Linked DNA regions of Homo sapiens: region 2 is linked to region 1. The links are chromatin contacts, found by Hi-C or POLR2A ChIA-PET in ENCODE. All regions are on one chromosome and are shown on one strand. The core of a region is the stretch at or near the end of the contact, and the rest is flanking DNA. Distances in the headings are between cores, read along the strand shown.

Evidence for each region. A loop is a pair of places that touch in the nucleus more often than their neighbours do. ChIA-PET counts read pairs that join two places held with the same protein, here RNA polymerase II (POLR2A). Pooled maps may share reads with other maps.
Region 2: a loop to region 1 is called in a pooled map, with 6 times the contacts of the local background. The contact joins the enhancer-like site here to the promoter of UXS1 in region 1. A Hi-C loop is called at or near these places in 1 of 37 single-sample maps with no recorded cell type and 2 of 50 pooled maps. POLR2A ChIA-PET finds 5 or more read pairs at or near these places in 1 of 52 experiments (OCI-LY7).

What each region holds. Positions count from the first base shown.
Region 1 is chr2:106,191,135-106,198,613 of GRCh38, reverse strand. UXS1 (UDP-glucuronate decarboxylase 1) reads left to right here and starts at 4,313. Exons shown (of 15, transcript NM_001253875.2): 1 at 4,313-4,466. The coding sequence starts at 4,373. RefSeq lists a silencer at 4,231-4,840 and an enhancer at 5,171-5,220.
Region 2 is chr2:104,973,853-104,981,331 of GRCh38, reverse strand. The region is part of intron 1 of MRPS9-AS2 (MRPS9 antisense RNA 2); the gene reads left to right. Among named protein-coding and RNA genes, the nearest start is that of MRPS9, 60 kb to the left of the region's middle. RefSeq lists an enhancer at 4,167-4,461. Within about 2 kb of position 4,555, at least 3 of the 41 ENCODE cell types and tissues checked have a DNase peak (open chromatin) inside an H3K27ac peak, as active enhancers do; they include OCI-LY7, where a contact is called at or near this core.

The sequences.
Region 1 (7,479 bases), core at 3,064-5,563:
AGGTGCCCACCACCATGCCCAGCTAATTTTTGTATTTTTAGTAGAGATGGGGTTTCACCATGTTGGCCAGGCTGGTCTCGAACTCCTGACCTCAGATGATCCACCTGCCTCAGCCTCCCAAAGTGTTGGGATTGCAGGTGTGAGCCACCACGCCTGGCCAATATACCTTCGTTTCTTGTTCTCTGCTCCTCCTGCCAGAGATCCCCACTATTTCCTATGGCAACCTTTCACTCCCCAGCATCCTTGCCTTTGCTATTTCCTTAGGGATGCCCCTGCCCAAGATGTATGAGTCCAAATCCTATACTACATCCTTTCAAATTCAGCTCACGTAGGTCCTGCTCTGCAAAGCTTTCTCTCTCTCACTGTTCTCATCTGCAAGCAGAAGTATGCTAGTTAAAAGAAAAAAAAAAAAAAAGAATCCCTGGTATGTAGCAATTGCGTTATTTCCATGGTGCAAATAATCCCAGAGGAACAGTTGCTAACTGTCAGCTCTTGTGAGCCTGTCAGCTGGTCCCGGCATGGCAAACCACAGTCCATGACCTGGAAGCATACCTTCCTGTTGTGAAATTCCTTAGCCATTCATGCGACCCTGTCCCACAGTGACCACTCACCACATTTTGCTATGAGTGATAGTCATTTCTGTGCAAGTCTGCACTCAACTCCAGAAAAGCATCCTCACACAGGGAAAATCATGGCTTAAAATTCCAGCCCTACACTCCCAGCTCTGTGACTGGTAACCCTGTTACTTACCAAGCCAAGTAACTGGTAACCCTGCCACCTACCAAGTGTTGGGACACTTATCAAATGTTCAGAGCCTCAGTTTCCTCATCTATTAATGACAGCAGCAATGTAAATCAGTACAGCCCTTAAGGAAGACCGTATAGAAGTTCCCAAAAAAATTAAACACACAACTACCTTATGAGCCAAAAATTCCACTTCTGGGTAATGTACCCAAAAGAACTGAAAGTGGGGTCTTAAAGAGATATTTGTACACCTGTGTTCACAGCAGCATTATTCACAATACCCAAAAGGTGGAAGCAAACTAGTTTTAGCTATTCCACCATCTATACATATATTAAAACCTCATATGATACATCATAAATATATACAATTTTTGTTGATTTAAAAATTAATTTAAAATTTTTTTTTTTTTTTTTTTTTTTAAAGAGCAGCAACAATGGCAACCCTGCCCCACAGGGCTGTTGCAAGAATTAAATGAGTGTGTTAGTAGTTTTCACACTGCTATAAAGAACTGCTGGAGACTAGCTAATTTATAAAGGAAAGAGGTTTAATGGACTCACAGTTCCGCATGGCTGGGGAGGCCTCAGGAAACTTACAATCATGGCAGAGGGTGAAGGGGAAGCAAGGACCTTCCTCATATGGCGGCAGGGGAGAGGAGAGAAATGCCGTGAAGGAGAAACTTCCAAACACTTTTAAAACCGGCCGGGTGTGGTGGCTCACACCTGTAATCCCAGCACATTGGGAGGCCAAGGCGGGTGGATTACCTGAGGTCAGGAGTTCAAGACCAGCCTGACCAACATGGTGAAACCCCATCTCTACTAAAAATACAAAAATTAGCCAGGCGTGGTGGCGGGCGCCTGTAATCCCAGCTACTTGGGAGGCTGAGGCAGGATGATCACTTGAACCCGGGAGGCAGAGGTTGCAGTAAGCTGAGATTGTGCCATTGCACTCCAGCCTGGGCAACAGAGTGAGACCCCGTCTCAAAAAAAAAAATGCCATTGGCTGTCATGAGAACTCCCTTACCATCATGAGAACAGCATAGGGAAAACCACCTCCATGATCCAATCACCTCTCATCAGGTCCTTCCCTTGACATGTGGGGATTACAATTTGGGTGGGGACATAGAGCCAAACCATATCAATGAGGTAACAATGAAAGTGCATTGCATAACAGTCCCTGGCACATTGTAGAGGTTTATAAATGTTAATTTTCTCCACTCCTTAGGCTTTAAACACTTTAGAAGTCATATTACAATTCATTTTTTAATTACCCTGAGTGTCAAAAACACTACCTTTGTAACTTGTTCAAAAATATGTAATCGCTCAAAAATATTGTTGTTAACCTATCCACTGGAAATATGAGGGGGTTGACAGTAAGGGGAGGGAGCAGGGAGGGATGAGCCCAGAACCTGCGGGGGAAGTGGGGATGGGCTGGGAAGAAACAAGGGGGTCTGGGAAGAAACAAGAGAGGCAAGGAGCACAGGGAAATGGTGCTGCCTACGCCCAAGATCCCCGGAGGAGCTTGGAGGGTCTCTTTGGCATCTCCCTCCCTCAGGCCTTCTTACCTCCACTGGGTGCACACTTACTATTGCTTACTTTTTAATTCTGGCTGCGGCTGAGCAAGACACCAGTGTCCTGGGACACCAACCGCCTTCTGGGTGGCAATAATGACAGCAGCAGCTATTTCAACTGCAGCTGCTAACGGTATTTCCATATACTTAATCCCACAGGGCAGAAGTTGGCAGTAGTGTCCAGCAGCAGAAAAAAATGCTAACTGGGAATGCTGGGCTTAAGGAGTTTAGTACAGAAATGGCAAATACCCCACAATTTCTGACCTTTGTCGTCTAATAGGATACCTATCAACTAAACCCTACCTAAAACCTAAAATGCTTGAAATCCGCCTAGAAGCTTCAGTCTGATTTTGCCCATAGGTCAAATGTTAATGAACTATTATTTTCTTCCATTTCTGCTCCTCATCTTTAATCTAAAAACCACGGAGTCATGGAATGGGAAAGGCCTAGAGCTCCACTTGCTCTAGTTCTCTTTTCAAAAACCATAGCCAGAAAGCCACGAGGAAATGCAGACTTACAAACAAAATCGATTTGTTCCAAACTGGTGTGCTCTGGGGGCCTGGCCCCTCTGGGAACCCAGGACTCAGGCTCCCATGCCAGGTGTTTTGTCACTTGGCAGCCTCCTTGGACACGTCAGAGTCAGGGAGCTGGGCTTCTCGAAAGAAGTCCACTCCATCTATGGGCAGCATGCATAGCAGGGGCAATCCGCCTTAGCAAACCGCTCAGTGTTTCCTCCTAGTCAGGGATTCTCAACAGGTTTAGGGGAGGGGTAGGATGGAGGTAGGTTTTATCAGAATCACATCATTTGCACTATAGTTTGAAAGATGTAACATAAAGCTGCTGCTTTAGTACCAGCTGCCATATTTCCTTTTCTTGGAGGTTTCTAATAAATCTAAAGGAGGGTGATCTATTAAGTTTTGCAAAATGGCCTGAGGTTCCAAGAGGTAGGAGAGCCGCTGCTGACTTCAACTTCTCCGTATAGCTGAAGATGACCTCTTGAAGCCTGCAGATCCCAAATCCGGGATCTCTCTTAATGTGGCATCACACACATCTGTGTGTACCTGTCTTTTTTTCCTCCATGGGACCAGCTCTCTCCAGATCCAATGACAAGCTTCCGATTATCTGTGGATCTTCTGATACATCTCCTTGCTTGTAATCATCATTCAGTAAATGCTTTTTAAACACAGGTACCTCCTATGCAATCAGTACAGCACTCATAAAACAGATATACTCAACAAAAAGATTGAATGAAACACACACGACAACATGGTCAGGGTTTTTCTCTAGGCAGAGACAGCGCAATTTCATCTTTTCTTTTCCAAGTCTATCCTAAATTAATATACTTAGCACTGCTTTTTAAAATAATAATAAAAGACTATTATTAAAACAAAGGCACCCCAGTTGATCATAGCCAAGGAAAAAAAACGCAGCCAGTTTTTACTTCGGCAAGGTTTAGGGGATTTATCATTTTCGCTGCCGATATTCTAACTAAAAAAAGCCAACTAAACAGCCCAGAGAACGAGGCAACTTTCTGAGGCAGGCATTCAACTTCTAAGGCTCGGCCAAGTTTAGCAAATAAGTTTCGTTTCACTGCAACACCGGAATGCCCACCGCGTGCCCCCCTCCGGGCGGGGCTCGGAAACTGGCCACTGCAGTCGTGCCCTTGGGTTGGGGACGCACCTCAGCGAAACGAATCCAGCCGCACCTCCCGGCTGGCACCCGCGCGCTTTAACTCAGGGAAAACAGACCGGAACGCGCATGCGCCGCGGCGCGCCGCACCGCCCACCAGCCCTCCAGGTCACATTCTTCGAAAACCAAGGCAAGAAAGGCGGCAACTGCGCCTGCGGGTAGAGAAGCCGGAGGGGCGGGGGCGGAGCCGGAGGAAGGGGGTGGAGGCGCGCCTGCGCGGTGATCCCGCCAGCAGGAAGCAGGCGCGCGGGGGCGGGGGCGCGCGGCGGCAGGAGGCGGGGCTCTCGGGGCCGCTGCCGCCGCCGCCGCCGCGCATTGTGCAGCAGGCGGGCCCCCGCGCGGTAGGGCCCTGGACCCGCGCGGCTCCCGGGGATGGTGAGCAAGGCGCTGCTGCGCCTCGTGTCTGCCGTCAACCGCAGGAGGATGAAGCTGCTGCTGGGCATCGCCTTGCTGGCCTACGTCGCCTGTGAGTGCGCGCCCGCTGCCAGCTGGGGAGCCCCATTCATTCCCCGGCGCCGCGGTGGGCCGGGCGGCGGTGGTTCGGGGCCCCGAGGCGGCCCTGCAGCCCCGCGTTGCTCCCCGCCCCGGGCGGGGCCGGCGCTTTCTGCTCCCACCCCTTTCCACTCTTGCAGCAAAGCGGGCCAACTTGGGCGCACACCCCCTACCGCTTAGGCCCGGGCGCGGACCCCGGGCGGAGGGGCCCCTAGCAGTCCTCGGGCGGCCCCAGGTCTCTGCCTCCTGCCCGGGCGCGGGGGACTCGGCGGCGGCGCTGTCGTCCATGTCGCGCTGGGAGCCGGCGAGGGTCCCGGTCGGGGACTCCGGAGCGTGCCGCGTGGGGATACCCTTGGGGACAGCCGAGGTCGCGCCGCGGTGTCGGTTAAGTCGGATAAAAATACTGTGGCCATTGGCAGAGCCCCCGCTCCGACTGTTTGCTCCTCAGGAAAATTACTCAGCGTTTAACTCTTGGGGAGCCAAGTGTGGGCGGCTCCCCGGCCCGCGGCCGTGCCCAGGTGTCGGGGCGCACCGGCATCCCCATTCTAGGTTTTCCCCCGGGGCTCGGCGGCCGGGCGAAGCAGGCAGGCAGCTGGGTGGCCGGGCAGGGCGTGCCTGCAGCTTCTCTGTGCGCGGGTCCAGTTTCTGTCATCGCTCACAGCATGCTGCCTGGAGACAGGGCAGGAGGGGCACTTCGCAGGCAGGTGGTCGGCCCTCTGCTTGTTAGGGAAGTCAGAAACCGTCCTTTTAAAGATCTATTCGTTGGGAATGTTTTAATTGATGCTATTAATACGTTACCAAGTAGCAAAATTGGACTAGAAATAGCTCCCAGTGTGAGCTGCGTTTGAATGCTAGCCACCCAGACACACACTGAAATGAAATCACCTGCTAACCTGTTGGCGTTACCAAGATCTGATTCCAGAGGTGAGTGGGTACTTCACTTGTCTGAAGTGACTTCAGTTGAGCTCTAGGAAGGCAAGTATGAGTAGATCCAGCCTGTGTGCTACAGCCCAGCTGTTCAGGAGGTGGAGCTGGAAAACCCCAGCAGGACTCCGGGTTGCTAGGGGAGGTTTCAGGCGTCGGATGGGTGTTAGATGTGTGTAGTTTTGCAAGGGAGGAAGAACTAGTCTAAAGTGTGTGTGTGGTCAATCTTGAGTAAGAAAGCTGAGACCCAAGAGGAAAGACCATTTAAAGTTGAATAACTATTATTATGGCAGTAATACTACCTACATTTGTTGAGTGCTTAACTGTGTGAGTCATGATTCTTAGTGCCATTGTCTCAATCATTGAGCAACCCTGGGAAATCGGTACTATAATGATTCCTATTTTAGAGGTGAGGAAGTTAAGGCCAAGAGAGATTAGGAAATTTATGGATGATCACACAGATAGTAAGAGAAGGAGGGCCAAAATTTGAACCCAGAAAGGCCTGGGAGCAGGAGCTAGAACCCAGGTCTTCGAACAGCAGTTTCAATGTTTATTTTGGGGGTATTCTATAGTCGCTGCAAGGGTTTAGAATTAATAAAGTAGGGGATTTATGGAGCCATGGGAAGTTTTTTTTTTTTTTTTGAGACGGAGTCTCGCTCTGTTCAGCCCAGGCTGGAGTGCAGGGGCGCGATCTCGGCTCACTGCACGCTCCACCTCCCGGGTTCACGCCATTCTCCTGCCTCAGCCTCCCAAGTAACTGGGACTACAGGCACCCGCCACCACGCCCGGCTAATTTTTTGTATTTTTAGTAGAGACGGGGTTTCACCATGTTAGCCAGGATGGTCTCGATCTCCTGACCTCGTGATCCGCCTGCCTCGGCCTCCCAAAGTGCTGGGATTACAGGCGTAAGCCACCGCTCCCAGCAGGAAAGTTTTTTAACCAATCATTCATCTGACCAGGAAATCTTACCAAGTCCTTACTGTTGTCCCTGAATTTGGCACTAGGAGACACCATGGGGTGCTAAAACTTAACTGGTCTGTGCTGTGATGGTACAGACCCTATACCACATAGTGTAGCACGTTGATTCTCAGACTTAAGCATGCATCAGAATCAGTAGGGTTTTTTTTAAAAAACACAGACTGCTTGTCTCCCACCTCAAGTTTCTGATTCAGTTGGTCTGGGATGTGGCCTGAGAATCTGCATCACTAATAGGTTGTTCTGTATGCTGTTGCTGTGACCTGACACCACTTTGAGACCCACTGGCCAAGATGGTGAGGTGGGCATGAATTGGAAATGAAGGTTAAATTACAAACTGGTGTGAGGAAAAGGAATGCATGAGAACTATGCCAGGAACTCCTGAGTGAGAGCAATCAGGTACGTTTGTTTTGTTGAGGAATCAAAAGTGAGCTGAGAATGGACGGCTTATGTAGGAGTTAACAGGGAAGTCATAGGAGAGAGCGTGTTCTAGGAGGAGCAGTGTGTGCAGAGGTCCTGCGGCAGCCAAGAGCAGGCAGTATTCTAGGAATGCAAAGAAGGATGGTATTGTTGGAGTGTGAAAACAAAATTACAGCCATGAGGCTGCCCAGGCAGACAGGGGCCAGAGCAGGCAAGCAGGCAGGCAGGCCTGGGGTGCAGCCCACGACATGGTTGATTTTAGCTATGAGGGGTTTAACACAGGGTGGAGGCAGTGTTAATAAGGAGCAGGTATGCTAAGTCTGAGCCACTCTGCAGGGAAAAATGTTACAGGGCTTGTGATTGATAACACCGAAGGACACTGAAAATGTAGTCCCTCAACCGTGATGTCTGTGTTTTCTAATCTCTGCTTTTCCTAATTAGTAATCTTGCCCTCCCTGTTACAAGTAAAATCTCACCACTGTTTGAAAAAACTGTCCATACTTCCCAATTATATACACCCTCACTGTTAGCCAGCCTCCGTTGCAGAAATGCCCTCCCTGTTTCGGGAACAGAACTCAAGTTCTGTTAGCCTTTCTCCTTCTCCTCCTTACATCTTTCCCAAAGTCTTTGTTACCTACTCTGGCCCTGAGTCTCCTCCTTGATACCAC
Region 2 (7,479 bases), core at 3,306-5,805, 1.2 Mb after region 1:
TGCTCCATACAGCAAGGGCAGGGCATGCCTGGTTAGCCAAAATTGTATCTGGCACTTGGATGACTCCCCCTTAAAGTGGCTAAGCTTTTCTCAATTCTGGGACAAAATCCCTGTCCTATGACCACACTACACATAGACCACATATGTGCTGGGAAGTAAAATTTTAATGGCTCTAAAATTGTTCAGGAGGTTGGAAAAGGAAAAGAACGTTAATCAAACAATATTCTCTTTACTTATAGAAACTAGTGTTGGAGGAACCTGGGCCCAAACATAGGTCCTCCCATGGTGTTAAAGGTAGAGACCAGATGAATGAGTCCTTAGTCTGACAGATCACCGCAGTGAATTTCAGAGTGTGGAAAGGCAGGCCTGGTGCTTAGTTTAGGGTCCACTGCGGTGCAAAGCTTATCTGAGGCAGAGGATGAACTAGTGACTTTGGATGTCAGCAGCCAGCAGGTAGTGAGAGAGAAAAGGGCACCCGAGAGGGAAAGTGGCTTGAAAGATGGCAACAAATTGGGCCCAAAGGGTCAAAATTGGCTAACAAAAATGTCAGGGGATGGCAATGGCTTTTGAGGATAGTTATGTCTAATAACATTTTATTGCACCGCTAATTCATTCAGCAGACCTTTATTGAGTATGTATTATTTGTCAGGCCCTGTGTTAGGCACAAGGAATACAACAGCTAGTTACAAAAAGAAAAATCCAATATTCCTACTTTCCTGGGGCTTACTTTCTAGAGGGGAGCAGGATATTAACTAAATAAGCACACTTGGATTTTAAGTTATGATTAGGATCTGAAAAGAAATGAACAATGTGAGGACCTTCTCTAGGCTGGGGAAAAGGGAAGGGGAGAGCAAGGCAGGGATCTTCTGAGGAAGTGACTCTTGAGCCCAGGAGCTCAGGTATCTCCCTGAGCTCTTTGGGAATCCACATTCCCAAATGTGGATTCACCTCTTCACGTGGAATGAAATGGTTCCGACAAGATTAGCAGGACACAATAAACAAAGCATTCCTTGAAATATATTTGTTTGTCCTCACCAAGCAAAGATTTCCAGTGGACTTTTAGTAGGTTTCCTAATATTCCTTCTTGCACTAACACACAGCGTTGTGGTGCCAAGCCTCTGCTCTGCTGGTTCCTCCACTTGGAAGCCCTCTGGTAGACATTTCTATCACATGTCCGGCTCTTTACTGTTTTCCGAGGTCCAGTTAAAACACAATCCCTTAATTCAGACAGCTTTCCTGACTGGTCTCAAGAGAAGCACTCTCTCCTGCTCTGAACCCTGTCCTGTTTTGCTGGTTTTTCACGTACGTCACCTAACATTTCCTGCCTCACATCAGACTCATTTGTGTACACTCAGCTCCTTGCTGCCTGGAATGTAGCCTCCCTGATGGAGAAGCCGTGCTCTCTGGGTATCTCCCGCAAGTTCTGGTGTCATGATTTATACACATCATTGTGGGTGCTCAGAAGTTATTTCTAGAAGGATTTCCTTGGAGTTTAGGTCATGGATGAAGAAAAGACCATAATGGGAGAGGCTCTTAGAGCTTCTAACTTCTATCTCAGACTGGCTCCATGCTCAGACGATTTGGTCTCCGTTCTTCATTGGTAGGGAACATTAGGCCATTAGGCAAAGGAAGGGACCTGCTATGTGTGTTTTTCTTTCTTTCTTTCTTTTCTTTCTTTTCTTTCTTTCTTTCCTTCCTTCCTTCCTTCCTTCCTTCCTTCCTTTCTTTCTTTCTTTCTTTCTTTCTTTCTTTCTTTCTTTCTTTCTTTCTTTCTTTCTTTCTTTCTTTCTTTCTTTCTTTCTTTCTTTTCTTTCTTTTCTTTCTTTTCTTTCTTTCACTCCTGAGCCCAGGGATGAAGAATGAGCAGGAGTTGTATATGCAAGACATGGGGAAGAGAACATTTCAGAGAGAGGCAACAAGAAAGAGCAGCAGGCACCAGCGAGAGCAGAGTGAACAAGGAGGATGGCACCAACTGAACCTATTGGGCTACCCAGAGATGAGATCACAGAGGGCCTTGTAATTTTTGCTAACCAATTTTTTATTTTACTGTAAGTGAAATGGAAACTTCTGAAAGCTTTTCGATAAGGAAAGGGCATGGCCCCATTTGAGTTCCTAAAGACTAACTCTGCCTGCTTTTTGGAGAATAGATTGAAAGGGGATAGGAATAGGATTGGAAAGACCAGCATGATGGTTAATTTTATGTGTCCACTTGACTGGGCTAAGGAATAGCCAGATAGCTGGTAGTATATCATTTGGGGGTGTACCAGTGAGGGTGTTTCCAGAAGAGATTAGCATTTGAATCCACAGACGGAGCAACAAAGATTTGTTCTCACCAATGTGGATGGGCATCATCCAACCCATTCAGAGCCTGAACAAAACAAAAACACATTCCAAATCACTCTTTTTTTGAGGTGAGACATCCAGCTTCTTCTGTCCTCAGAAACAAGAGATCCTGGTTTGGGGGCCTTCAGATTCAGACTGGGGCTTACACCACTGACTCTCCTGCTTCTCAGGACTTGGGCTTAAATTGGAACTGCACCACCAGCTTTCCTGGTTCTCTAATTTGCAAATGGCAGATCGTGGGACTTCTCAACCCCCATAATAGCATGATCCAAACTTTTACAATAAATCTCTCTCTCTCTCTCTCTCTCTCTCTCTCTCTATATATATATATATATATATATATATATATATATCCTATTGATTATACTCTTATTGACTTTATATATATATATCCTCTCTGTATATATATAGAGAGAGAGAGATATCTCTCTCTATATATATGTATATCCTATTGATTATACTCCTATTGATTTTATATATATATAATCCTCTATGTCTCTCTATATATGTAGAAATAGATAAACATCTCCTCTCTCTCTCTCTCCATATATATATATATATATATACATACACACACATGCACACACACAAAGAGAGAGACATATAGATAGATAGATAGACAGATGGATATAGCGAGAGACATATATACATCTTCTATTGATTCTGTTTCTCTGGAAGACCCTAACTAATACAACCAGGTGAAGGATGACTGCAGAAGTCCAGGCAAGAATCATGACAGCATGGATGGAGGTGTTGCTGTAGAAATGGAGAGAAGGCTTAGGGCTACACATATGTTTAGGCATGACCAACTAGAAGTGAGTCAGAATAGAAGTGAGTCAGGAACTTCATAAGTTCCTGCAGCATCTCCTCTACAGAATTTGGCTGAGGAGGTATGCAGTACATTCATTGCTAGCATGCTAATTAGAGGAGAGACACCAGGCATCAGTCTGGTCATCCAAATAGTGAGTAAGGAAATAAGCTCCTTCCTTTTGGATAAGCCATTGTTCATGGGAACCATTGCCCTCATGATTATTTCTTTTCAGAACAGGTGCACACAGACAATGCCTTTTATTTTGTTGGTAGATCCCTTTCTATTGGCACTGCTTCCAACTGCTCTGTTAGCCTGGCTTACCTTTTGCCTTACACCTTTTCATGAGCCACCCATCTTTGAGTGCCATTTTCCATGCCAGCATATGTATGCCTATTTTCCCAGCAGCCCCCAGTGTGGCCCCCTTCCTCCTCACCATGTGTCAGGGTTCCCTTGCTGTATCTATTCTGAGAAGTCTGAAAAATTCTACGGTTAGAGTTTGGAGTTAAAAGGAAGGAGAAGATAGAGCGAGGCTGTGAAAATACCCTGCTAATAGTAGCAGAAATGTACATGAAAAACACTTACCGAGAGATGCCTTTTATAGCATCTACATTATTATACTAACAGAAGTAAATTGTATTTTGATTGTGGCCGGTTGAAAACCACATCCTCCATGTATGAAGTATATAATCAGCTTAATCAGTTGCTGATCCCAGGACAATTTCATCCCAGTGTATTGGGAGAGTGCAAATAACATAGAGTTTATTCCATTCTTCTTAGTAATTTAAATGTCACTTTGTTAAATGAACTCGAAGACAGATTTGCATTACTTGAATTCAGGGTTTCCAATAATAATGTAACACTTTTCCTTCTCCCAATACCAAAGCAATGGCTTAATATAAAAAGCAAGTGGTTAAATTCAAAACATTTTCCCACATGAGTGTCTTTTACTGCTATAATTTTTTTTTTGTTTTTGGTGTCAAATTTATTTTTAAAATCTTGCTAAAGATGCCAGTTATTAGGCGATTGTCTGTCAACTTCAAACCCACTTCTGTGTGGTTTTGTGTTGCTGGGGCTGGGACTCTGCAAACCACACTTTACCTTTCCAGTGGCTTCTCTGATCAACTCTGCCAATAGGCGGTGCTAGAGGGAAGTTGTGCTTTGGAGGTGGAAAGGGGGACCTGGCTCCTTCCTGTTTCCTTCCAGTTTGCTTCCTGTTCCTGCAGTGTCACTCCAGCCTCATCTCTTCATGCAGACAGCAGCAGTTCATTGCAGTAGTAACAGCCGGACCTAGTTTGCAGCTTTTCCAGCACTCAGAACCAGCTTCATCTCACCCTGTGAGAGATGCCTGCACCAGCCAGCTGGTGTCCCTCCTCAGAAGTCTGCATCCCAGCACTGTGGGGCCTCTTCTTCAAGCTTCTAAGCTTTAATAATCTCTACCTCTAGTCGTAGGGGAGGCAGCTGCTTCCTGCTACCTCTGTGATATCTTAGTGTTCCCTTTTTGCCTTTTCAGTTCCTCAATTTCTAGTTAACGGGTCTTTATGCTAAAAGGTCTCTGTTAAAATAGCTGGTGTGGCTTCAGTATCTTGGCTGGACACTAAATGATATACGAGGTACCATGAAGCCACTATGAATGACTGACACCTGTGTGACTTTCCAGCCTCTCTGAGAATTCTGAGCTGCATTAAACAAGACTTAGTGTTGCTGGGCTGTAAATGCCCCAGTTTCACGGTGATGAAGACCCACTATAGCCTAGTGCAATTGATACTGCTGAAAACCTCTGGTCCTGCCAAACATTGTTTTATGCAAAAGCCCATGCAATAGAGACATTTGGAGAAACAAGAGAAATCGAAGCCATAAAAGTAGCATTTGCCAGTTTTTCCAGCTGATGTCCACTGAGAATTCTTTATAGGAGATTAGAAGGATTTCTTTCCCTAAAGAGAGCTGATAAAATAAAAGAATTTTAAGTTCTGAGCTTGCATGCCTGTAGCTCAAAGCTGTCATTAGACTTCTTGTGGCCAGGGTGACAGTATGGTAGTCAGGGAACTACCCTCAGCTGTAAAGTCCTTTTATTCTTCATTTGCAAACACTCTGACAACAAAATGCTGAAAAGGAGCTTATAACAAAACCATGTAGGAGATAGCATGCCTGTGGGGTCAGAAGCCAGCGTTTCTGTTCCTGTAAGGCGGGTGATCTGGGGGAGTTATGTTCCAGCTTCCTCATCTCAAAAAACACAACGATAATTCCTGCCCTGGATAGCTCTTTTGAGAATTAAACAAAATAATATTTGCAATGAAGTGAGCCAGGGCTTGGTATCCAACAGGTGTGTGATGATGTGGGCAGCCTTTCCACTCCCACCAATGTCTGCTCTCTTAAGTCCCAGTTGGGCTAAGTACTCCTAAGTACCCCTAAGTCCCAGTTGGGCTAAGTACTCCAAACTACCCCTAAGTCCCAGTTGGGCTAAGTACTCCTAAGTACCCCTAAGTCCCAGTTGGGCTGACTACTCCTCAAAAGCAAAACCTGCCAGGTTGGTGTGAAAATGAGGTGCAGACTCCTGTCATGGGATAGGAGTCACAATTGTTTCTTGCTTTTAGTTTCTAGTTTAGTGCCACCTCCACCAACCTTCCACTTCCCCTCATTACCACGTCCACACTGTCATGGAACAAATAGAGCCAAGACACATGGTGTACAATTTATGTAGCTGCTTTCACGTTCTACCGACCCTGTTTTGTTTTGTTTTTGTTGTTGTTGTTGTTGTTGTTGTTTTTGAGACAGAGTCTTGCTCTGTCTTCCAGGCTGAGTGCAGTGGCGCGATCTTGGCTCCCTGCAAGCTCCGCCTCCCCAGTTCACGCCATTCTCCTGCCTCAGCCTCCCGAGTAGCTGGGACTACAGGACCACGCCACCACGCGTGGCTAATTTTTTGTATTTTTTTAGTAGAGACGGGGTTTCACCGTGTTAGCCAGGGTGGTCTCAATCTCCTGACCTCGTGATCCGTCCGCCTTGGCCTCCCAGAGTGCTGGGATTACAGGCGTGAGCCGCCGCGCCAGGCCCCGACTCTGTTTTGAATAGTTTGCCATTTCTTTGCTTCCTCTGGGACATTAGGGAGTTATGTTGGAGTGTGGCCGAGAGAATTTAAATCATGTGAAGCTTCTCTCTTGATGTAGCACTTGCTGTTCTATCTATATGGATGGAGACTCACTGCTTTGGGACCACAGAGATGTGGGCTCTGTAACCCCTCTAGGCATTTGAGAGGTCTCCAAGCCTCCCCAGATATCTTTGGTGTCGCCCAGAAAGGAAATGGGTCATTCCCTTCCCAGTCTAGTTCACTTAGTCCCAGAATGATTGAAACAAAACTGAAATCAAATCCATCTCCTACTTAAAAGCCTCAATGACTCCTCATTATCTACAGGATAATAGCTTAGCTGCCACTTAGTCTTCCAAGATGCCCCTTTCATTGAGCCATGTCTTCTGGTAGCCACTCCCTTGAATAGTGCCCTCAGCATTGAATCTGGGCTGGCAGAGAGGCTTTCAAGTCTAGGGCATGGGACTTCGCAGCTTCTGTCCTGTTCTTTGCAACTTCCACTTTGGAGAAGCCAGCTATCGTGAGAAAAGCCCAATTACCCTGATACCTCCATGCTGTGAGGAAGGCAGGGGTAGCCACGTGGAAGGCACAGAGGCTGCATGGAGATGGAGAGAAGCCAGCCGTCCCTCTGTTGCAGTCCAGCCTTCACATGACTCCAGCCCAGCCATCCACTAAGTGCATTTGTAGGAGACACCCCAGTGAGACCAGCAGAAGAACTTCCTGGTGGGACCCAGTCAGACAGTGGTTGAAGCTGGAACAGTGAGGAGCTGGAGCAGGTGGAGACCGGCCACATCCCTGTCTTCACGATGTCTCAGCTTCACCGTGTGTTCACCCCAGGTGGGCTACTTTGGGCTTCCGCCAAGCATGTGGTGGCTTCCAAGAGCAAGTGACCTAAGAAGCAGGAATTGGAAGTTGGCAGTTTCTTGGGCCTTCCCAGGCTTAGAAACCAACATGGCATCACTTCTGTCTTATTCTATCAGTCAATCAGTCACAAGATCCAGGCTCAAGGACAGGGGACTCAGACATGCTCTCTTGATGGGAGAAGTCTCAAAGAATTCAGAGACCACGTTACAAAGTGTTTCAGTCCGATCTCTGGCCAAAAATTACTTATAATTCTCTCATGTGCAAAATACACTCACCCTTTTTCTTCCTTGCACACATTCCTACCATTGCAGGCACCATACTGTTTTAATTAATCATTTACATGTTTGCCTGCGTTTTGAACTTCCTTAGAAACAGATAGGGT